Regions from separate parts of the Homo sapiens genome. Here all the other regions are linked to region 1. A link is a contact called in ENCODE Hi-C or POLR2A ChIA-PET data. All regions are on one chromosome and are shown on one strand. The core of a region is the stretch at or near the end of the contact, and the rest is flanking DNA. Distances in the headings are between cores, read along the strand shown. Region 1 holds the start of NR4A3 (nuclear receptor subfamily 4 group A member 3). Region 2 holds the start of PRXL2C (peroxiredoxin like 2C). Region 3 holds the start of NIPSNAP3A (nipsnap homolog 3A). Region 4 holds the start of ERCC6L2-AS1 (ERCC6L2 antisense RNA 1).

What was found. A loop is a pair of places that touch in the nucleus more often than their neighbours do. ChIA-PET counts read pairs that join two places held with the same protein, here RNA polymerase II (POLR2A). Pooled maps may share reads with other maps.
Region 2: a loop to region 1 is called in a map of naive thymus-derived CD4-positive, alpha-beta T cell, with 33 times the contacts of the local background. The contact joins the promoter of PRXL2C here to the promoter of NR4A3 in region 1. A Hi-C loop is called at or near these places in 2 of 168 maps with a recorded cell type or tissue (gastrocnemius medialis and naive thymus-derived CD4-positive, alpha-beta T cell) and 4 of 50 pooled maps.
Region 3: a loop to region 1 is called in a map of psoas muscle, with 22 times the contacts of the local background. The contact joins the promoter of NIPSNAP3A here to the promoter of NR4A3 in region 1. A Hi-C loop is called at or near these places in 4 of 168 maps with a recorded cell type or tissue (B cell, CD4-positive, alpha-beta memory T cell, naive thymus-derived CD4-positive, alpha-beta T cell and 1 more) and 10 of 50 pooled maps.
Region 4: a map of CD4-positive, alpha-beta T cell shows a loop between it and region 1 (16-fold over the local background). The contact joins the promoter of ERCC6L2-AS1 here to the promoter of NR4A3 in region 1. A Hi-C loop is called at or near these places in 1 of 168 maps with a recorded cell type or tissue (CD4-positive, alpha-beta T cell) and 5 of 50 pooled maps. POLR2A ChIA-PET finds 5 or more read pairs at or near these places in 1 of 52 experiments (AG04449).

Annotation. Positions count from the first base shown.
Region 1 is chr9:99,819,279-99,824,501 of GRCh38, forward strand. NR4A3 (nuclear receptor subfamily 4 group A member 3) reads left to right here and starts at 2,607. Exons shown (of 8, transcript NM_006981.4): 1 at 2,607-3,129. It overlaps LOC101928438 (a long non-coding RNA gene), which reads right to left and starts at 611. Exons shown (of 7, transcript NR_109802.1): 1 at 543-611. RefSeq lists enhancers at 1-328, 329-922, 3,325-3,837 and silencers at 270-819, 2,701-2,750.
Region 2 is chr9:96,651,076-96,656,614 of GRCh38, forward strand. PRXL2C (peroxiredoxin like 2C) reads right to left here and starts at 4,242. Exons shown (of 6, transcript NM_153698.2): 1 at 4,015-4,242; 2 at 3,630-3,698; 3 at 584-637; 4 at 315-420. The coding sequence starts at 4,206. RefSeq lists silencers at 3,781-3,850, 3,991-4,200, 4,241-4,330.
Region 3 is chr9:104,744,612-104,750,318 of GRCh38, forward strand. It overlaps NIPSNAP3A (nipsnap homolog 3A), which reads left to right and starts at 3,072. Exons shown (of 6, transcript NM_015469.3): 1 at 3,072-3,241. The coding sequence starts at 3,182. It overlaps LOC107987105 (a long non-coding RNA gene), which reads right to left and starts at 3,028. Exons shown (of 5, transcript XR_007061705.1): 1 at 2,838-3,028. RefSeq lists a silencer at 2,966-3,055 and an enhancer at 3,476-3,635.
Region 4 is chr9:95,871,734-95,877,736 of GRCh38, forward strand. It overlaps ERCC6L2-AS1 (ERCC6L2 antisense RNA 1), which reads right to left and starts at 4,244. Exons shown (of 3, transcript NR_023390.1): 1 at 4,132-4,244. It overlaps ERCC6L2 (ERCC excision repair 6 like 2), which reads left to right and starts at 3,958. Exons shown (of 19, transcript NM_020207.7): 1 at 3,958-4,351. The coding sequence starts at 4,306. RefSeq lists enhancers at 3,129-3,258, 3,489-3,538, 3,579-3,678, 3,813-4,687, 3,819-4,048 and 1 more.

The DNA of each region.
Region 1 (5,223 bases), core at 1,357-3,856:
AACTGTCAAGTGCTTCTCTACACATCCACCCACCAGATACCATCGCAGCCGGCTGGGGGAGTCTCCCTCTTCTTGCCTGACAGCTTCACTTTCTTTGAGATCTGGAGCTGGTGATCACACTGGCCCGTCATGGTATTTTCAGTTAACAAAGCAGTTACTCAACGGGGCAAAAAGCCACAAAGGAGCAGAGCAGCTGCTGCTGCACCCGTGATGCAAGTGCAGGATGAGCCCCGGGCCGCCACCGCCGCCTCGGCTCCTCCGTGACGTCCGGGAAGGGTATCCCCGGCACTCAGGAAGTGGTGGCCGCGGGCAGCTCCGCCCCCACGCGACTCGGGGCTGGCCGAGCTGCCGGGTGGTAGAACCGCCGGGCCTTCCGCAGGGCGGGCGGGGATCACCGTCTCCCCACCTCCGTGCGCACACACATGCACGGGCCTCGCGCCCCGCTGTCGCCCGCGCCTCGCCCTGCTCACTTCTCACAGCCCGCGCCGGACGAAGAGAGCCGCCAGCGCCCCCCCTCTCTCCCACGGCTCGCACCCACTCACCCCGACCCCCGGCGCCGAGCCCGGCCCCTCGTCGCCGGTCACCAGACCTGGTCGAACCGAGTCCAAGATGGCGACTCCGCCCCCGCCCCCTCCGCACTCCCGGCGGGGTCAGGGCGCCCCCTCACGCGGCGGGCTCGCGCCCGAGACCCGGCTAAAAATAGCCAGGCCCGACTATATTTGGTTCGGCCGGATCCTGGCGCGGCCGCGCGCTCCCCGCCCCGCCCCGCCCCGCCCCGCGCGCCCTGCCCCGCCCCGCGCGGCGTTGAATGGAGAAGGGGCGGGGGTGACCGAGGGGAACCTACTCCGCTATCTGCGGCGCGCGCCGGCGGCGGGTCCCGGCCAACCGCCGAATTTAGTAACATCGCCTGCGTCAATCACGCGCCTCGCGTGCGTCAGCGCCGCGCGGCTCCAGGTCCTGCTCCCCCCCTTCAAGCCTTTGAATGGATACAATGTAGCAGCGCCCTCCTTCCTTCCGAGGCTGGATTGGAACCCGCCGCAGTGCAGAGACTCGGTTGCTCTCGGCTGGGTCAACTTTCGGGGCATTCTCCCACGATCCTCTCCGCACCACCGTGTCTGAATTGGAAGTGGAGGCGAAGAAAGATATACATGCCATATTTACCTATATGTAGTTTGTTTTCAAGTTTCTGGTCCTAGCTCGAACCTTCTTCGATTCTGAAATGTGTGCTGTCTACAAAGGAATCTTGTATCTCCCCTCGGCGCAGCGCCCCCCGCCCCCGCCACACACACACAAATTGGGACAGGTCAAACATATAAAACGGTATTTGTGATTCAAGCGGACCACATGGGGACCACTCTATCTGCATTGTTTCACTCAAATATTTTCTCCTGTCCAAAAATTCATTTCTGAAAGAGACTGCGTTCACTCAGCAGCAACCTTTGGGACTAGGGGTCTTTAACTCTGATAAATTTTGTTTTCATCAAGAAATTTACACTTAAATTTATCATTTCCAGGAAGAAATTGCTCTCCTTCATACAGTCACCCAGGCTTTCGGCACACCATTTCATGACAAATGTGTCCGAGGAGACCAAAGCAAATCCCCTAGCGAGGGACTGACTAATAAGTCCTGTTGATTGATTTCGAAATGTTTAATTTGGGAGATGTGGGCGGAGGGCATCTACAACCATCAAAAAGTGAAAGTGCTAGTTGAGAGTTCCATTTCTGACCCGGTGCCGGGGAGGAGGAATGATTTGCAATAGTCAGACCCGCTCAGCTGTTCAACACGTGTGTGTTTGTTTTACACACAGAGTAGTTTCTGCTGCAGCGCGCGTGTGCATGATGGATGTGCACTTCGCTGGGTTATAACGTGTCCAGTTAAGAAACCCACGCCGTACGTGTAAAGAAATCAAACCTTATCCCCGGAACCATCTGCATCCCTGTGTGAAACACGCACCCAGTAAATGATGCGGGGAGGGGGGATTAGCCTGGGCGCAGAGGACCGGAGCAACGTAAACAGCTTTAGAACCTATGCAAGAGGAAAGTGCAGCTGCACCTCAGGGCGTCTTCGGGCTGGTGCCAGACGCCTTCTGCACCGGCTGCCAGGTCACTGGAGCTGGTCAGAAGCTGGCTGGCGGAGCCTTCCCTTTCGGAAGAGCTGTCCTCTCCCTTACCCCCCTCGCCCTGGCTCCGTGCCTCGGGGCAGCCTCGGAGGCGCGCCAGCAGCACTCCTCCAACTCTACTCCACCCGAGCCTGACAGCTGGGCGGTCCCGCCTGACCCGTGGGCAGGCCGCTGCACCCTCCCGCAGACGCACGCCCTGGCGAGCGGTTCCGCTGCAAAAAGAGAAGCCCCCAGGCCGGGGCCGGCCGTGCGGCGGAGTTTCCATTGTGCGGCCGTGCGACTGGCCGAGGAACGCGCGCGCGCGCGCGCGCACACGAACACACACACCCTCCCTCGCACACGCGGAACCGGCTGGGCCAGGGGAGGGAGGAGGAGGGTGACGTAGCGTCCCATGGCGTCACATTGACGTCTCGCATTCCAGGCACTCTATGGAGAGGCCGCTAGGGCTCCTGTGGCATAAATGACGTGCCGAGAGAGCGAGCGAACGCGCAGCCGGGAGAGCGGAGTCTCCTGCCTCCCGCCCCCCACCCCTCCAGCTCCTGCTCCTCCTCCGCTCCCCATACACAGACGCGCTCACACCCGCTCCCTCACTCGCACACACAGACACAAGCGCGCACACAGGCTCCGCACACACACTTCGCTCTCCCGCGCGCTCACACCCCTCTTGCCCTGAGCCCTTGCCGGTGCAGCGCGGCGCCGCAGCTGGACGCCCCTCCCGGGCTCACTTTGCAACGCTGACGGTGCCGGCAGTGGCCGTGGAGGTGGGAACAGCGGCGGCATCCTCCCCCCTGGTCACAGCCCAAGCCAGGACGCCCGCGGAACCTCTCGGCTGTGCTCTCCCATGAGTCGGGATCGCAGCATCCCCCACCAGCCGCTCACCGCCTCCGGGAGCCGCTGGGCTTGTACACCGCAGCCCTTCCGGGACAGCAGCTGTGACTCCCCCCCAGTGCAGATTTCGGGACAGCTCTCTAGAAACTCGCTCTAAAGACGGAACCGCCACAGCACTCAAGTACGTATGAGATTCGCCCAGTTAATAAGGGGACTTGCTAAAAAAGTTGGCTTGCTGGGAAGCGTCGCTCCTGAAATTGACAACTTTGAGTGTGGGGTTCCCTCCCCTGACCTTGCCGCCCGGCTCCGGCTTTGCTAGCCCAGCGGCCCGTAGGTTCTGATCTGAAACTTTTCCCCTGTAGTGGGCCCGCGGGGATCTCTGGAGCTCGTGGGATTCCTCCCCCCACTCGAAGAGGCGAAAAGCCTCTAACAAAGAGGAGGACCGGGATTTGTGCTATAGCGGCTCCAGCGATGTAATTCAGGGTATTTCGGCTCTAGTTGTCATGGTAATGATGCTCTCGGCGGCGGCGGCGGCGGCGGCAGCGGCAGCGGCAGGGAGTTGCAGCTCCGGTGATGAACGGCAGTAATTTTCCTGCCTTTTAAGTAGGATTGAAAATAGGAGCTCTGGTGGGTCCAAGTAAATGTTGCTAATGGTGGCACCGAGCTGGTTCTCTGGAAGGAAGCTTAGGAGGGAAGGGCCTAGGCAGCGACGGCCAGAGTTTGCAGACGCACTCGGAGGACCTCAGGAAAGAGGGCGTAATTGTAGGAATGTGGCTTATTGTATTGAAATGAGCCTGGGGTTCCACTAGGCACGTCTGCCTGTCGTCGCTGACATGCCGGTTTACACTTTTCCCTTAGGAGGTAAATCGGGTGTAATTGGCGACTCCCGCACACTGACACGTGTGGGGACGGTGTCCCTCTCCTCTGGACGTTGGCTCGGTGTGGGAAAGGCATGCTTTTTCACGGACAGAACTCGCGCTTTTGGAGAAGTTGCTCCGAGTGTTTTACTCTTAGTAGAAATGAAAGTTCTCGGTGGTGAGACGAGAGCGGTCATGCGAGCGCAGCCTGCGGAGACTGACTTCCAAAGGCACCTCTCCAACCTGTTGGAAGCCTCGGGGCAGTGGTGAGGAAGAACGCATTTGTCCCTTGATTTCCAAAAACGTTCTTGGAGATTGCCTTTTATTTATTTATGCGTCCGGATTCTCCAGAGGGAAGAGCTGCGAGGAGTTAGTAATCAGAAATGTCGGGCTGTGATCCCAGGGCCTTGTGGTGCTGGGAGAGAAGAACAGGGAGCCGTCATTCCATCGCGAGTCCAGTGCCGGATCTCCTTTTCCCACGACCGGGAAATATTTTATAGAATCAAGTTAGGGAAAGAAAAAGCTGCCTAACGTGGCTGATGGGCACAATGAATGAAGTTACTTTATTCGAGTTATTTTCGCTGAACAAGATGCTCGCAGAGTTAGTATCAAAGCCTCCTTAGGCCACAGCAACCTCCACGTCCGCTCCGCCCCCCACCCCCCGGCACCCATCCACCCCTTTGCCTGGGACCGTGCGCTCACAGAAATTCTTCCCCGCGGTTTGTCTAGTCTCCCTCGGTCTTTCTGAGAATCTCAGTCTTTCCCTTTCTGTCAGTCTCTCCCTCGCTCCTCTTGCCCCCGCCCAACCTCCGCCCCCGCTCCCCAGGGTTGGAAACTCCGCAGAGGAGCCCCGGTCACAATGGTGCGTTTCACGGTTTCCTCCACACACTTCACCACCGGGAGGGGAACACGGGGGTGTTCCTTTCGTCTGCCCACGAGAAAGAAAGGGGCTTTGACAGAGGTAGTTATTTCTTCCTAATTTACAACCCCAAGGCTCTGTGCTCCCGGCCCCGGCGGCCGCAAGCAGGAGCGGCGGAACGTGTTTCCAGGCACTGAGGCTTTGCCTAGGTAACCGGCCGCTTGTGGGGTGGAGAGAGCGGCGGGGCGCTGGGCTGGGCTGGAGGAAAGGCTGTGTGGGTCCCTCCCGCGAACGCTGGGCGCTCGAGGGGAACTCCTTCGTTGGGGAGAGGCGGTCCCCGCCCACCCGAGTTCTGAGGCCTCCTCTCAGAGAACGACTCCGCTTGAAAGGCCCTCAGGGAATGCGGGACGGGAATGCGGGCACCCACTGAAGGGGCGGGTGGGGGATTGCTGGAGACCCCCATTGAAGATGCGGGGAGACGGGAAGCACGTGCTACAGCCGTGGGAAGATCCGCTTCTACCCGCGCTACATCGAGCGCAAGCTTTCCGTCCGAGCAGCT
Region 2 (5,539 bases), core at 2,992-5,491, 3.2 Mb before region 1:
AGACCACCCTGGCAAACATGGGGAAACCCTGTCTCTACTAAAAATATAAAAAATTAGCTGGGCGTAGTGGCAAGCACCTGTAATCCTAGCTACTTAGGAGGCTGAAGCAGGAGAATCATTCGAACCCGGGAGGTGGAGGTTGCAGTGAGCCGAGATCACACCACTGCACTCCTGCCCCAGCAACAGAGTGAGACTCCATCTCAAAAAAAACAAAAAAGCCTGATTTATGAATTGACCATGTTTCCCTATGCATATATACACAAATATGAACATACACCACCAGTGTTTTCTATTTGAGACATGTTATGTCTTACCTGAGGAAGCAATTTCTTCACCTCTTTTCATTCCCAATCTTTTATAAATTTCTCTCTCAGGATCGACATAGATTTCATGAGAATATCCAGTCAGCTTGCAAAAAGGCTGAAAAGAGAGAATGGTTGGAATTTTTACAAGAACAAATGAGAGAAAAGTAATGATACTCTAACTTCAGCCAACTTAGCCTACATTTAGTGGTTTAAATAATGTAATTTTTATGTCTGAAACAGATTTTATTCATTAGTCTCCCAATGTACTAGATATTTACCTCAATATGATGGTAGGATGACTGTCCAATCACTATAAGGGTGACATTTGCTTCCTTAGGAGAAAAAAAAGGACATGTATATATCATTAGAAATTATGCATGTTTTATACAACATCCCTTAACCCAACTCTTATGTTTCATTCTAATGCCACCTATAGGCTTCTAGAGGAATGGAATACACAGCAAAATTGTGTGAGTTAATGCAAAGATATGTATAGTAAAATATTAATTCAGATGCTTCTTTTGCTAAGTAGGAATTTCCAGACTTACACATAAGACCTAAAACTATAAAACTACTAGAAGAAAACTACAAAACTGCTACATGACATGGGTGTAAACAATGATTTGTAGAATATGACCTCAAAAATACAGGCAACAAAAGCAAAAATAGACAAATGGGACTATATCAAACTAAAAAGCTTCTGCACAGCCAAGGAAACAATCAACAGAGAAGAGACAACTCACAGATTGAGAGAAAATATCTGCAAACTATACATCTGATAAGGGGCAAATATCCAAAGTGTAAAAGAAATTCAAACAACTTTGCAAGAAAACAACATAGCCTGATTAAAAAATGGACAAAGGGCTGAGCATGGTGGCTTACGCCTGTAATCCCAGCACTTTTGCCAAGTCAGGTGGATCACCTGAGGTCAGGAGATCAAGACCAGCCTGACCAACATGGTGAAACCCCATCTCCACTAAAAATACAAAAATTAGCTGGGTGTGGTGGCATGTGCCTGTAATCCCAGCTACTCTGGAGGCTGAGGCAGGAGAATCACTTGAACCTAGGAGGCGAAGGTTGTAGTCAGCCGAGATTGTGCCACTGCTCTCCAGCCTGGGGGGCAGAATAAGACTCCGCCTCAAAAAAAAAAAAAAAAAAGAAATAGCCAAGAGATATATGAAAAGATGCTCAAAATCACTACTCATCAGTGAAATACAAATTAAAATTACAATGATATAACCTCACACTTGTTAAATGGCTATCAGTAAGATGCAAGATAAGTGTTGGTGAGGATGTGGAGAAAAAGGAACTTTTGTACACTGTTGTTAGGAATGTAAATTAGTACAGCCATTACGGAAAACAGTCTGGAAGTTATTAAAATTAAAAATAGAAATATAATATGATCCAGCAATCCCACTACTGGGCATTTATTCAAAGGAAATGAAATCAGTATGTTGAAGAGATATCTGCACTCCCATGTTTTATTACAGCATGATTCACAACACCAAGATATAGAAGCAACCTCAGTGTTCAACAATGGATAAATATAAAGAAAATGCGGTATCGGCCGGGCGCGGTGGCTCACGCCTGTAATCCCAGCACTTTGGGAGGCCAAGGCGGGCAGATCACGAGGTCAGGAGATGGAGACCATACTGGCTAACACGGTGAAACCCGTCTCTACTAAAAATACAAAAAATTAGCCGGGCGTGGTGGCGGGCGCCTGTTAGTCCCAGCTACTCAGGAGGCTGAGGCAGGAGAATGGCGTGAACCCGGGAGGCGGAGCTTGCAGTGAGCTGAGATCGCGCCACTGCACTCCAGCCTGGGCGATAGAGTGAGACTCCATCTCAAAAAAAAAAAAAGAAGAAAAGAAAATACGGTATCACATTTGGTCATAAAAAAGAAAGACATTTTTCTGTTATTTGCGACAACACTAGATGCACCTGGAGGACATCGTGTAAGTGAAATAAGCCAGGCACAGGAAGAAAAACACCGCATGATCTCATTTACCTATGGAAACGAAAAAAGTAGAGTGTAATGATGGTTACCAGAGACTGGTTACTCAGGGATAAGGAAAAGGGAGGTGATCAAAGGGTACAAAGTTTCAGTTAAACAAGAGGAATAACTTTTAGAGATCTGCTGCACACCATGGTGACTATAGTTAACAATGTATACTTCAAAATTGCTAAAAGACTAGTTTTTACACGCTGTCATCACAAAAAACTAAAATCACTATCTGACATGATGGATGTATTATCTCGATTTAATCATTCCACAACGTAAATGCCTATGAAAATATTACACTGTATCCCATAAACACATACAATTATATATGTCAATTTTTAAAAAGAGAATAAAAGGATACGCAGAGGAACAGTCAAAACATTGTTTTCAAAATGATATAGTAAATAATTCTCTATATTCTCCCCAAAGACATTCTTTTTTAAAAACTCTGTAGCACAGTTTTTTTTTTTTCTTTTTTAGACGGAGTCTTACTCTGTCGCCCAGGCTGGAGTGCAGTGGTGCAATTTCGGCTCACTGCAACCTCCGCCTCCCGGGTTCACGCCATTCTCCTGCCTCAGCCTCCCGAGTAGCTGGGCCTACAGGCGCCCGCCACCAAGCCCGGGTAATTTTTGGTATTTTTAGTAGAGTCAGGGTTTCACCGTGTTAACCAGGATGGTCTCGATCTCCTGACCTCGTGATCCGCCCTCCTCGGCCTCCCAAAGTGCTGGGATTACAGGCGTGAGCCACCGTGCCCGGCCGCACAGTTATTTAATCAATGTTATTTTTTCACATCCTGATTGACAAGGTCTGCTGAAAGAACATCTGTTTTATAAAGGCTGCTCAATGCCTTTCCTCAAAAAGCTCACTTGGGCACAAACCTATCTGTGCCTCAAGAAAAACAACTATGTGGTTTGTCCTAGGGACATGGAACTTGCAGCCTATTAACATAAACATTTGCACCTTTACGATATATTAGTATTTTCCCATAATGAGCAGCTATTTGGAGTGTAACAAAAAATAAAGGGAAGAAAATAACCATTTCCAGCATTTGTTTTAGGGCATTATCAGTCAACATTTGAGAACAGGCACTAGGTTACCAGGCAACACCACAATTGTTAGTACGTTTACCACCAGGCAGCACCCAATGAGTTAGGGCAGAAATAGATCTCTGACGTCTCACTCCTTTTGGAGGGGCGAGGGTGGAGAGAGCTGCGGGGAGGGGCAATCCAGGCTGCAAGTTCCGCGCTGGAGCCGCGTCCTCCCCCGCCCCGCTCGCAAGGTCTGCAGAAGCGGGCACTGGGCCGCCCACGCTGGGAAACTCACTTGTAAGAAACTCCTGGGGATTTTGGCCAGATCCTCTACGTATTCCTTGCAGATGTAACACAGGAAATGCTGAAAGCCAAAACGGCAGAAAGGGCAAGTTAGTAAAGCAGCACCCTCGGGCCCCGAAGGATCCCTGTACTTCGCCGTGCGTGACGCGAGCAAAGGCGACGCCCGCGGGGCCGGGACCGGCGGCTCGGGCGCCCGGCGCGTGGGAAGCGGGCCTCGCCCTCGCCCTCTCCCTGCCCCGCCCTAGTTGGGAAGCGGCCGCGACTGGGCAGGCTGCCTTCCCGTTTCCGTCCTAAGAAGCAGGAGGCGCGGCTCGCATCCCGGCAGCCTGCCCGGGACCCTGGGCCGCGCTTCCCTTCCAGCCCCGCCGCCCGCTCACCCGCACGAACACCACCACGGCGCGGCGCTCCCGGAACAGCGCGCCGAACGGTACCCGCTGCCCGCGGGCGTCCAGCACCGGCAGCTCGGCCACGGCGGCCGCCAGGGGCTGCCCGCTGTCGGGGCCGCTCGGGGCCGGGACCAGGGCGGCGGCGCCGCTAACCTGCCGCGTGACCGGGGCCGGCGCGGCCATGACGCGGGGCGGCCGAGGGCCTGGGTCCGCTCTGTCAGCGCGGACCGGGGCGGGGCGCGCAGAGGTTGGGCGCGGGGGGCGGGGCGGGGCGTGCAGAGGTGGGGCCTGGCAAGTCACGGTTTCCGCGGCGCGGCGCGGGCCTGGGAGCTGTCGGAGTGAACCCCACGGGCGGTTCTGACTCAGCTCTCAGGGTAGGGGACAGAGAGAGAAAGTAAGGTCCGTCCACGGCGAGCAAGCATTATTGAGGAAGAAAGCCGCCCGCGCCCTCCATGGCCACCTGAGCGGATGTTCTCACCTATTCGAGAACTAATGGGTGTATGTGTAAAAGGTGGGCTAGGGCCAGGCCCACGTTTTGTAAACACACAGGCCGGGCCTGTAATCCTAGCGACTTGGGAGGCCGAGGCGGGAAGATCACTTGAGGCCAGGAGTTCGAGACCAGCCTGGGTAGGTAACAGAGGGCAACGCCATCTCCGTTTTTTAAAAAAATAAATAATAAAAATAAAGAAATAAAAGGTGAGCTGGGTGGGATGAGGATGATGAAGTTAGATGACTTAGCAGCTGTTTTGTAGAAATCCCACACTTCCAATTCAGTTTCTCCTGGGGTGGGTAGGCAGGCATAGGGAAATCTGGGGATCTCAGCCTTTGTGAGACCAAACTGGCCCTGGATTTAGAGGTTCATCTTTCTCTGGGGTTTCTCATGGGTGCTAACTGTGTGTCCAAGATTTCCAGAGCAGGACCAGATAACATTCAGGCTCTTTGTCTTCATAAGTTTACTCACTCTTGTGTATGGATTTGGGGTTCAGAAAGTACATCCTTTATCTATGGCCTTTGTTGAGCTGAAGAATATTTCTGGGGCGGAGTGCTAGGCAGGTCTATGTGACTGATGTGACTCTGCCACAAAGTGCAGGAAAGGGGGATGCTGCATCCTCTGGCTTTCACCTGTGTGAAGATTTTATACTTTATTGAGCACACATTAAGTGCTCTGTTTGAGAAGCTCTGCAGCGTGTTTACAAAATTTTAAGCATAGATCTGTTTCTAAGTCAAGATAGTTTCTTTCTGAGACAGGGTGTCGCTCTGTCGCCCAGGCTGGAGCATTGGCACGATCATGGCTCACTGCAGCCTCCACCTCCTGAGCTCAAGCAGTCCTCCTGCCTCAGCCTCCCAAGTAGCTGTGATCACAGGCATGCACCACCATGCCTGGCAAATTTTTTTTTAGATTTGTTTTTGTAGACACAAGGGTCTCCCTATGTTGCCCAGGCTGGTTTTGAACTCCTGGGCTCAAGCAATCCTCTTGCCGTGGTCTCCCAAAGTCCTGGGGTTACAGGCATGAGCC
Region 3 (5,707 bases), core at 1,822-4,321, 4.9 Mb after region 1:
TCTACAAATAAATTCAAACAGCTTTGTTTATAATAGTCAGATGGACAAAAAAACAAGGTATTTTCATGTAATAGAATAGCATACTAAAGGGATGTGAATTAATTATTACAACTGCATTAATGTGGTTGATTTGCAAAAGCCTAAAGTTATAGCTAACAGTTATGTAACAAAATAATAAAATTAGTTAATAAACAATCTAAAACAGGCAAACCAAAGCAATATACTCTTTAGAGTTATATACAAATGTAGTTGAATTATTTCAGAAAAATCAATGTAATAACACAAAATTTGGGATCATGGTTACTTGAGGGAATTGGAGGAGAGGGTTGTAAGAAGAATGTGACCAGGAATGAACATGTATTGAGCTTCTGAGTTGCTGGCAATACCCTTTTGCTTAAGCCTTGTGGCAAGAGCACAGACATTCACTTTATTATTCTTCTTTAAAGTGTACAGATATCTCATATACACTTTCATACCTATAATAAATGTTTGATATTACCTTCTTAGATAGGTCATCTCTGTCTATCCAATCCAAAATAACTACCCAGTTACTCTATATCATACGAGCCTATTTTAATAATCTAGTTTTTTGATAGGATTTTTCTAGCTTTGAACTGTCTATCCTTTGGACTATTTGTCAGAATTTCAGGATATGCAACAATAATTTTCAAAATATTTATCCTATACATTTTCCAGGCAGTTTAGGGATATGCTTTTTAAAATAGCCACAGAACAATATTACATTTTAAATTCTGTCTAAAAGCTACTTTCCACTGCAAATCTAAAATTACCTTAATAATCACATATCTTTTAAAAATAAATGGTAAACTGAACTGGTTTTACAATTGGGCTTCAAAGTCTGTGCCACTTCGTAGCAATGAAACTGAGAAAATTCTCTTTTCAGACTTCACCTTTCTCACTTAAAAAACGGAGATAAAGCTTAACTCACAGTATTTGAGGATATTTAAAACCTGTGAGAAAGAGAATAGGAGAATATTTTAGCTACTTAGAAGCACTTAACAATGTTTAGCCATCTCTCAATTGTAGCCATGAATTTTGCCCCTATCTGTATTTTCCTCTTGGAAATTCCTCTTGGAAGTTCCCTGTATCTTTCTGCTGGATGGATGCAGTTAATGATGAGACTAGGGAATGGCAAAGCCACCGGGTAGAAGCCTGGCTCCCTAATTCACTAAGTATAGAAGAGCTACCTGCCAACTAGAAAAACCCACTTTGTATTCTTATAAAAAATAAACTCCTATAGTGTTTGAGTAATAATACACTTTTTTGAGTGTTGATTTACAAGAGCTATTTAATCTACCCTAATTAATATATTATTGAAAGATACTACCAAATGCTGAGTGTTCTGGCCTTCTTCCCTCCTCAGCCTCAGGAAACTGGCAGCAAGGCTTTTCTCACACAGATAAGATACTGGAAGTTTCCCTTCCCTAACACTGACTACACAGATAAATAACTTGCAGATAACAGTTTGGGGGGAGGGGATACAGCCTTCAGTGAAATACCCAGGTCAGATCACCTCACAGTGAAGCCCACTATTTGAAGAGATTCACCTGTGCTTACAGTGCTTTTAACATGTTTTTCTCACTCCAAAATATATTTTTAATGTAAACATCAATAAACGCAGGAAGGAAAGTGTATTTTGAGGGAGTGGTATGAAGAAACCTAAATCCTAAATATCCAAGTCAATAGCTAGAATCCTGACCACTTTTAGAATTCCACTAGCACCTTTATTCGTATCTTACTTTATTTTTCTTTATATTATTTGACAATCCCTGATATATTTACTCTTCCTTTTTTTATCTGTTTCCTCCATCCTGGATGTTCCAAGAGGACGGGACTTTGAATTTTGCTCAATTCTGTACCCCAGTTTCTGGAAAAGTGCCTGGAACATGGAAGGAATTTAGTAAATATCTGTTGAATAAGTAAATGGATTGGCAATTACAGGGTTTAAAAAAAAAGGTCTAAGAAAATAATTTACTCATATAGATCCAGTCCTGATACAAATGATTTTTTTAGTCTTGCATGGTTACAAATAGATGTCTCTCTTCTAGAAAAACTGAGGCAACCCTTCCGAAATAACTAATTTTAAAAAGTCTCCCTTCCTTTGAACAGACAATTCCAAAGCTCTTCCACAAGGCACAACCAATACAACCCAGGTCATGGCCCTGCAATCCCTCCCTAGTCCTCATGATGTAAGCAATATTACATTAATGTTTACAATAATGTAATTATTAGCAAGAATAATGTAAACATTAATATAGATTACTGTAAATTAATAGTGTAATTAATTACTGTAAATTAACATAAGCATTATTAGATGCAGGAAGACAAGTGAATTTGGGGGCAGTGGCATCTATGAGACATAAATCCTCATCTGCCACAGAAGGAAGTCAACACATACTATCCATAACTGAAAATGCAATAAACAGCAGAAAACACTACTTACTTAAAAATACAGAAACAAGCATTAAATGAAACAGCTTGAAATGTTGAAGGTGGTTACTCTGGGAACCAACACTCCCGGACTGGGAGGACTAGACCAGGGTATGTTTAACTTTGACTTTTTCATTTCAGGCTCGATGCTGCCATTTCTCTGAGCTCGTGGAAAATTTAATCTAAATCTTAATTAGGAGCCTTCTAAGATGGAGAACACATTCATTGCAGAGAGGTCAGGCTCAAATACACGTCTATCACAACATCTAAAACTTAACTCGGAAAAAACCTCCACGATTTTAAATACAAAGCACTGCACATGCACGCACTCAACACCTCTCCTTCTTTCCCCATGGTCAACACACCCACAACCCCTGCACATTTACCAATCTACACAACTGAGCACTGGAGCGAATGAGGTGAGTGAGGGCCCAGAAAGTTGAAGCAGGAACGATCCGAGCCTTCAGTTAATCCTAACGTCACCTCTAACGTTTGGGGTAAGAACGTTTCAGGAAACCAAGGGGGAACCAACGCTCAGCACAGCAGAGAAAGACACCAAGCTACGGGACCCGCCGCGCCTCCCGCGCCGGGGTGGAGCTGACCCCGCCGAGCCCCGCCCCAGCCTGCGTCTGCCAATGATCCAGGAGCCGCTCCTTTCCACTCGGGAAACCTTCAGAGGAGTCTCAGAAAGGACACGGCTGGCTGCTTTTCTCAGCGCCGAAGCCGCGCCATGCTCGTCCTCAGAAGCGCCCTGACTCGGGCGCTGGCCTCACGGACGCTGGCGCCTCAGGTACCGGCCACGGGGGTACCCAAGCCTTCACCCGACGGGAGGGGAGGGGCGGGGCGGGGAGTGTTCCGGGTACGTGCGAGCAATGCGCATGCGCTCTCCGCCACGCGCGCCCAGACCTGGGGCCCCGGTGAGGTTCTAGCGTGAGCCCCGGAACCCCAAGACAGGGGTACCCGGAACGCGCGTGAGGAGGAGGCCGCTGCTAGGGGAATACCCCCAGCCGGGGTCGTCTCGCGGGCAGTGGTGGTCAGAAGGCTTTTCTAGCCTGGATGCCACACCCACCGGGACACTCCCATGGCGCCGGCTGTTTCGTTTTTGCTGCCCAGCTATGTCGCGGCTGCGGCCCAGCGAGCGCTCCCATGTTGTCACCTGGCGCTGTGGAGCCGCGGGTGGAGTCGTAGCTTTCCAAGCCACCGCCCTCTCTAGACATCAGGTTGAAGGAGGGAATTGTCAACCAGCCGCTTGCCACGGAACCGGCCTCCCCCTTTTAAATGAAGCACACAACTTCCGAGCATTTCGCGGAGACCCTTGAAGAGGAGGCCCAGGGTCCCGGTGGGGCTGGACCCTGCCCGCCACCCGCGCTTCGTGTGGTCGCTCCCCCAACCAGGCGGGACCGGAGCCTCCTATCAAACCGGACGATGACAGACAGACTCTTTTAACCTTAGATGAGAAATGGACAAAATGGAGCTTGTGATTCTGCCCTAACTTTCGGGAGTGGCCTATTCTGTGGCTTCAACCTAGAAATTTCTTTTCCTTTTGATGTTTAGGACTTTACTCCTTTCTGAAGGGGCAGGATGGGAAGGGGATTAACCTGTCCTAGAGACAGACTGAGGAGCACTAAAGAAGAGCAGCTCATGTCCATTCACCCCGGGTTAACAATGCAGTTTTTACCCTAATGATTCTCCAGTGGGGCAGGGCCAGGAATGACGTCCTTATGGCATGATTCCAAACTTTAAGTTTTTAGAAATGTCCATCAGTTGTTCTCTTTTAAGTGAAGTGGAGGTCGTTGCTGGTGGGAATGATCCCTAACTTGGAGATAAGGGAGGATGGACGACTCATGATTTCTGCCCTAGCAGCTAAAAGTCATCCCTGCAACAAAATTCTTAACTCCCATCCGGCTCCCCCACCATACCCGGCTCCCCTGCAGTCTTCCTTCTCTGGCACCACCTGTCCACATCTCTCTCCCTCTCTCACTGTAGGTTCCCTACTGTATATTAATACTGCCCAAAATTGTAAAAATGTGTACCTTTGATCAACTATTTTATCCTCCAAATACAAATTCCTCGAATCAACCTGAAATCCATTTGTCACAAATGCCCCATTGGCCTATCTCCTGATATATTTTATTATAATAATTTTGAAATTATGGATACTAGGCACTTGCTTCTTGACCAACATTGTTACTAGAGTTTGGTTTAAAAGCACAAAAAGAGTGTCCACAAAAGGCAGGGGCAGCTGCAGCTGTTTTTGTTGGTAGGCTTAGTCATTTGAGCAATAAGAATATAAGTCACACACGAATAGAATTAACTCTAGATAATTATCATTAAGCCTTATCATACACAGTTACATAATTTTGTATTTTGTAAACAAAAATATGTCGGAGCAAAAGCCTACTGCTTTCAGACAGACATACTGGCTAGTCAGTATAAGCCCTAATTTGTCCATAGCTTTGTAGGTATCAAAACTGTCTTCACAGATTATTCTGGTGTAATCAACTTAAGGAAATGGCACATGCTATTCAAACTTAAGTAAGATGGATTTATAAGAATATCACGAATGCCTGTGTGTATACCATGAGTGCATATATATATGTGTGTGTGCGTATGTGTGTGTGTATGTGTATACATATATACACATAGATACCTACATAGAGGATAATCTTAGGCGAGGTATTTCTTACAGAAAGTTCAACCAGAACACAAATTAGAAATTTACAGTGCGTGTATGACTATTACAAAAGGAATTAATGGTTCTTAAGTGATATTTTCATCAATGTGGTATAAGTGGATTCATTAAATGTTGTTCACATTGCATCTGTAATTAGAAACTAATAAGAAAATTTTGACTCTGAATTTTCTTTTCTCAGCATTCATGTTCTACCATTATATTACAATGCAATTGGATAGGTCAGAGCTTTTTATTGCATTAGTTACATTCCAGTCCTAATTTTGGTCAGTGGTTTACTTCATTGAATTAGGAAATACTTTGACCTGAACTGTAATTTCCATTTTTTTCAAGAACCTAAAAGAGTTTTCTTCTAGTAAACATTTTTTTCATTATGCCTGCCAAAAGTTACGTGCGTAGTTAATAAAGTTCTTTGATGTGCATAACTGTAACACGTATGCTCTTGACTAAAGATGCAATATTGGCTAATAGGAAAACTTTTGTAAATTTGTTAGAATCCTAATTGTAGTTCTTGGATAAAGAAGTATCATTAAGATCTCAGCGCCTTCTTATGAGCAATTTCTG
Region 4 (6,003 bases), core at 2,994-5,493, 3.9 Mb before region 1:
CCTTTGGGTACTCAGTAGTGGGATTCGTGCATCAAATGGTAATTCTACTTTTAGTTCTTTGAGAAATCTCCATACTGTTTTCCATAGAGGTTGTACTAATTTACATTCCCATCAACAGTGTATAAGCATTCGCTTTTATATTTTGAGAGTTTTTATAAACATGTTTCAACCAGTATTTCTTGGTGTTTTGTTGCAGGATTTTTATACTTATCTGACATGAGGTATTAAATGTTCTATTATTTGAGTCTATTTATTGAGTCTATGAAGTAAAAATGGTGTTGGTGAATATTCAAGGTGTAATGATATTCATTATATGGGACCATGATATACTTCTAACACTGACTCTATATATCTTTCACTATACCTCATTCAAGCCTCAAATTTTCCTTTCTTTGGCCGGAGCTTTTTTGTTGTGTTTTGCTTTTTAAACTGTGATAAGAAAGAACATATTATATAAAATGTACCTTCTTAACCATTTTTAAGTGTACGGTTTAATAGTGTTAAGTATGTTCACACTGTTGTGCAACGTTGAGTTTTAAACTTTAAGATTTAGGTTATTTGTGGCAAGGAAGGACAGGTCTATTTTATCTTCTTTCTCTTGCCTTCACTCATCTTTGCTTCCTTATTGGCTGGAACGACGTATGAAGGGAGAAATGCTGCAACCTAAAATCATCTAACTAAAACTCAAAAGACTTAATTTCTTGTGTTGTCTTAGAGTTTCATATCTATTTTTTTCTGGAGCCTTTTTGCTAGATTAACTCACAATTCTGGAGATCTGTCAACCACATACAGATATATATTTGACTTTTGCAGTGTGAAGATAAAGAGAGACTATTTTTTGGCAAATTATTGGTGGGTTTAATCATCCTTCCATGAGCCTGTTTTGAAATGCCTGTGTTATCACCATCTGTGTTATTTTTTTCTCTTTTGTAGTTTTAATTGGCTTAATTTTTGCTAGATCCTCCTTTGCCAAAAGTTTTGTATGTGATTCAGTTCATTCATGTGATTTATCCAACATCACACATATTAACTACAGGAATTCCTTAATATTTTACAAGATATTCAGTTTAACTTTGAAGTGACTGGTCTGACAGCGTTAGATGTTCACAATATCAGCACCTAGACAAGGATGTCAATGCAAAGACAAAAGCTACTGGGGGAAGGAATATTTGAGAATGTCTAACTTTATGAGGCAACTAGTTCACTAGGACATATTTTCATGTCATGATTATTTCTGCTTCAGTATACACTGTAAGTACAGCAGTGAGGTTAAATAATAAACACTCAGAAAATGAGGGCCGGGCGCGGTGGCTCACGCCTGTAATCCCAGCACTTTGGGAGGCCGAGGCGGGCGGATCACGAGGTCAGGAGATCGAGACCATCCCGGCTAAAACGGTGAAACCCCGTCTCTACTAAAAATACAAAAAATTAGCCGGGCGTAGTGGCGGGCGCCTGTAGTCCCAGCTACTTGGGAGGCTGAGGCAGGAGAATGGCGTGAACCCGGGAGGCGGAGCTTGCAGTGAGCCGAGATCCCGCCACTGCACTCCAGCCTGGGCGACAGAGCGAGACTCCGTCTCAAAAAAAAAAAAAAAAAAAAGAAAATGAGGTATCCTCCTCTTTTGTTAGTCACAAGGGTATTCCTTCAACCAGATGATACCTCCCATTTAAATCAAAATTTATTTCTGAATTTGCTTATCACTTCTATTAAGAGGTCTGCTCTGTCAAGAGCTACATCTTAACTCAATGGACCTCTGGAAAAATAAGACAAAATTACACAACTAGTCATTTCAGAGAGGGGAAAAAAATCAAACTTCTTCCCTGGTAGTTGTAGGGGAAAAAAAGAAGCTTGATTAAAATTTCAATTTGCCATTTTGATTTTAGAGACAATGTGAAAAGAGATATAATCCATCAATAACAAGCAGCAGATTTTTCTAGATTTTAAGATTTCCAATATCAGGGTGCATGTCAGAATCAAGAATTACAATTATAATTAGTAGTGTTTTTCGCTGTGTCGCCAGATTAGAGTGCGGTGGCGCAAACTCGGCTCACTGCAACCTCTATAGACCTCCCGGGTTCAAGCGATTCTCCTGCCTCAGCCTCCTGAGTAGCTGGGACTACAGGCATGTGCCACTACGCCCAGCTAATTTTTGTATTTTTATTAGAGACGGGGTTTCACCATATTGGCCAGGATGGTCTTGATCTCTTGACCTCATGATCCGCTCACCTTGGCCTCCCAGAGTGCTGGGATTACAGGCATGAGCCAACCGCGCCCGGCCTATTAGCCAAAATATTAAACTGACATAATGGCTATGTAGAATGCAACTTTCAAGTGGATGCATTCCATTGATAATAATAGTAATAACAACACATATATTCCTTACTATGACCAGCTACTGTTTTAGGAGTTTTACTTAATTATCTAATTTTTTACAATTACCATTTTTAGGTAGTTTACTATTATTAGCTTCACTGTAATGGTGATAGGTGAGTACAATAAAACACGGAGAAGTGATCTGGCCAACAACTCACACATAGATGGCTGAGTTAGATGTTTCACTTAGGCTTAAAGTTATTGCCTGCTGGTAAGCAAACAAGTCATATTTTAAATGAAGCATTTTATGAACACATACTACTAGTTTTTAGTATCTGCCATAGAATTGAGATCTATTTGCAAACAGCCATATTGTTTTCTTAAGACACTACTGTAGGCAGAATAATGATCCCCCAAAGATGTTTATCTCCTAATTTCCGGAATTCGTGAATATATTAGCTTACATGGCAAAAGGATTCTGCTGATGTGATCAAGGGCAGAGACCTGGAAATGGGAAGATGATCCTGGATTACTCAGGTGAGCCCTCAGAATCTTTTCCAGCTGCAATCAGCGGTAGACTTGAGGATGGAAGGTTCAGAGAGATGGCATATCACTGGCTTTGAAGATGGAGGAAGGGACCAAAGCCAAGGAATGTGGACAGAAGCTGGCAAAGGCAAGCTAAGGATTGTCCTGTGGAGTCACCAGAAAGGAGTGCAGCCCGGGTGACACCCAGGTAGCACTTCTGATCTACAGAACCGTGAGATAATAAATGCATTGTCTGTCAGATGATAAATTTGTGCTGTTTCAAGCTACAAAGTTTGTGGTTTTTGGTTATTGTGGCAATAGGGAACGGATACAGGCCCTGTCAGGTATTTCACTCAATCCATGAAATACCTTACAGTATACAAATTTTAACATGCGCGGGAGCCACTTACGGATCCGTCTATCTGTGCTGCCTGGGAGTGTCAAGAGGCCGTGTCCTTCATTCACCTCGCGCGTGGGCGGCGCTGCCCTGAAGATGCTCCCGGGCTCAGTGCAGACGGCTCAGCGTTCTCTCGCGTTCAACGAACCGCCAGAAACGTCAGATGGTACGGAGGAAAACACTTTACACTTTAACAGTATTTTTACGTTTATTTGCAGCAAATGTTGTTGGCTTTGTATTTAAAGTATTTATGACTCACTATAAAGTGTAGGATCCAAGAAAACGCGCTAGTTTCACTTGGCCCCCGTGGCTGTCCCGGGGAGCTCTCCAAGGAAGGACTGGTTCCTGAAGTTCCTGGGGTGCTGCACCACCACGGAAGAACCAAGCTCCACAGAGAAGCCAGAAGCCGCGACCGCGGGGACGCTCTCTGCCAGGCCTCCACCGCCTCAGCGGCCCTTTACAGCCACCGCATTCTCCATGCCCCCAGTTATTTCTAGCTTCGCACAGCGCCCGGCCCACCGAGCGACCTCAAACCTCGCGACACTCGCAACTCCCGAGGCCCTTCCTGCTACTGGCCTCAGAGGGAAGAGACATCGGGAAGATTGCTCCGCCCACAGAAAGGAAGATTTCGTTCTCGCGAGATCCCAATGACAATTCGGGAGCCCGTTCTCGCGGGATTTTCCAAGACCGGGTTGGAATTTGCGGGGGTTAGGAGACGGAAGTCAGAGCCTAGGAAGATTTGGGGGTCGCCTTGCCGGCCTCCTGTCCTCCTCCGGCGGCGGCGGAGCCCGAGAGAACTAGGTGAACACCGCTTTGCCAGCCTCACACAGCGTCCCCTGGCTCTGCCGCCGCTCCGGACGTCGCCCTCCCGTTCTGCTTGGGTCCCCTTAGTCGCTACCTTTGCTGGGATCCCCCTCCTCCATCCTGTGGCTTCGGGTTGCCGAAGAGCGATGCTCGGAGGGCGGCCGGAAGTGGCGTTGGCCGCCATTGGCCTGCCGGCCAGCCACCTTGCTGTCCTCCGCCGCCTTCCGGGTGTTACATGCAGCCGGGCTCGGCCCCTCCCCCTGGCCGGATGGATCCGTCGGCGCCACAGCCCCGCGCGGAAACCTCAGGCAAAGGTACCAGCTCCGCGCTCGCCCCTTACGCAGAGGCCTGTGTACTGCGTCGCGTTGGACCAGTTCTTGCCGGTGCCCTTCGGGTTGGGGTTTTGCCCTGTAGATCCTCTTCAGTGACAGCTGCAGATTGTGAACCCCTCCAGGCCTGGAACCAAATCTCCGATTCAGTGTTGAGAACCTGGACTCGGGAGTCAGCCCCTGGGATCTAGTGCTGCCTCTGACAGTTACTTGCTGAGCAACTTTGGGCAGGCTCCTCATCTGTAAAACTGGGTTCATTACTAGGTTCTTGCGATTATTAAATGACGTGGGGAATACGCAAAGTATTTATGTGACCCCGCGTGTGGCCCATATTAAGCACTCAGTAAATGTTATTTTCATTCTTTATTCTTGTATGCCCCAGTTGTTAGTGAATGGCAGAAGTTTGTTGTAAGTAGATAAATGAAGGTTGAGATATTTAGTTCAGTTGAGTTTTATTGCCTATTGAGTCAGGGCATTATATTCTGCCTTAAATAGGAGGTTTAAAGAAGGTGTGATTATCTACCACAAGTCACCTGGGATGCCTTCTGGCACCCAAATGAGTAGTTTTCATTAATAATTGTGCTGTATAACAAAAGCTACCAGGTATTGAGTGATTTTCCTGAGCCCAGCAATATGCTGATTGTTTACTTGCTTTCCTTTGAGGAAGATATCGATCTCATTAAATAGATGAATTCAGAGCTAAAGTTCAGAGAGGGCAAGTTACAAGCCTGAATTCTGAGGTCTAGGAATTGATGACGCTGTAATTCAGGGACCAAACATATAAATACCTATAGGAGACTGGCAGCTAAAAATAGATGAAGCTGCCGAGTGGATATTGTGACTGGGAGGCTCATTCCTTTTGATAAATCTAGTCACTCTTGGTATTTAGGGAAATTGGTGGAAGGAGCAGAAAGCTCCAGGGCCCCGAGGTGGGAACACCCTTGAGGAATGCTTGAGGAGGCCTTTGGAGTGAAAGAGGGAGAGAGAGACCCTATCACCAGAATGAGTTGAGTTGGTAATTAGTTTAAACCAAAACAAATGATTTCGACTCATTAAATTTTAGGACACTTAACCCATTTCCCTGTTAAATCCAACAGGAAATCTTAACAATTTAAGCAGTTGTTCTGTAGTTTGGATACTGAGAGATTCCATTTCTAACTCAACTGAATTTATTTCGTCCTAGAAATTATCCGAACTCAAACCCAAAATACTCCAATAAGTTGTGTGATTCCCTTAAGGCTTTTTTTTTTTTGCACATGCTGTACACTTATCTGAGATACAGTTCTTAGACCCCTTTCCCTTTTAAATTACATTTCTCAATACTCCCTTCTCATAGCACTCTTCTTCCAATGCAGTTTTTACAGTTATGTATATGTTGGTGTACTTTTTAGTTTTCTCGCAAGATATCAAGGATTTGTGAGATTGATAATTTGTAATAGGCCAGGCGCATGGCTCACACCTGTAATCCCAGTACTTTGGGGAAGCTTAGGCGGGAGGATAGTTTGAGGCCAGCCTGGACAACATAAGCGAGACCCTGTCTCTACTAAAAATAAAAAATTTAGCCAGGCATGGTGGTGCACACCTGTAGTCCCAGCTACTCAGGAGGCTGAGGCGGGAGGATGGCTGAGCTCAGGAGT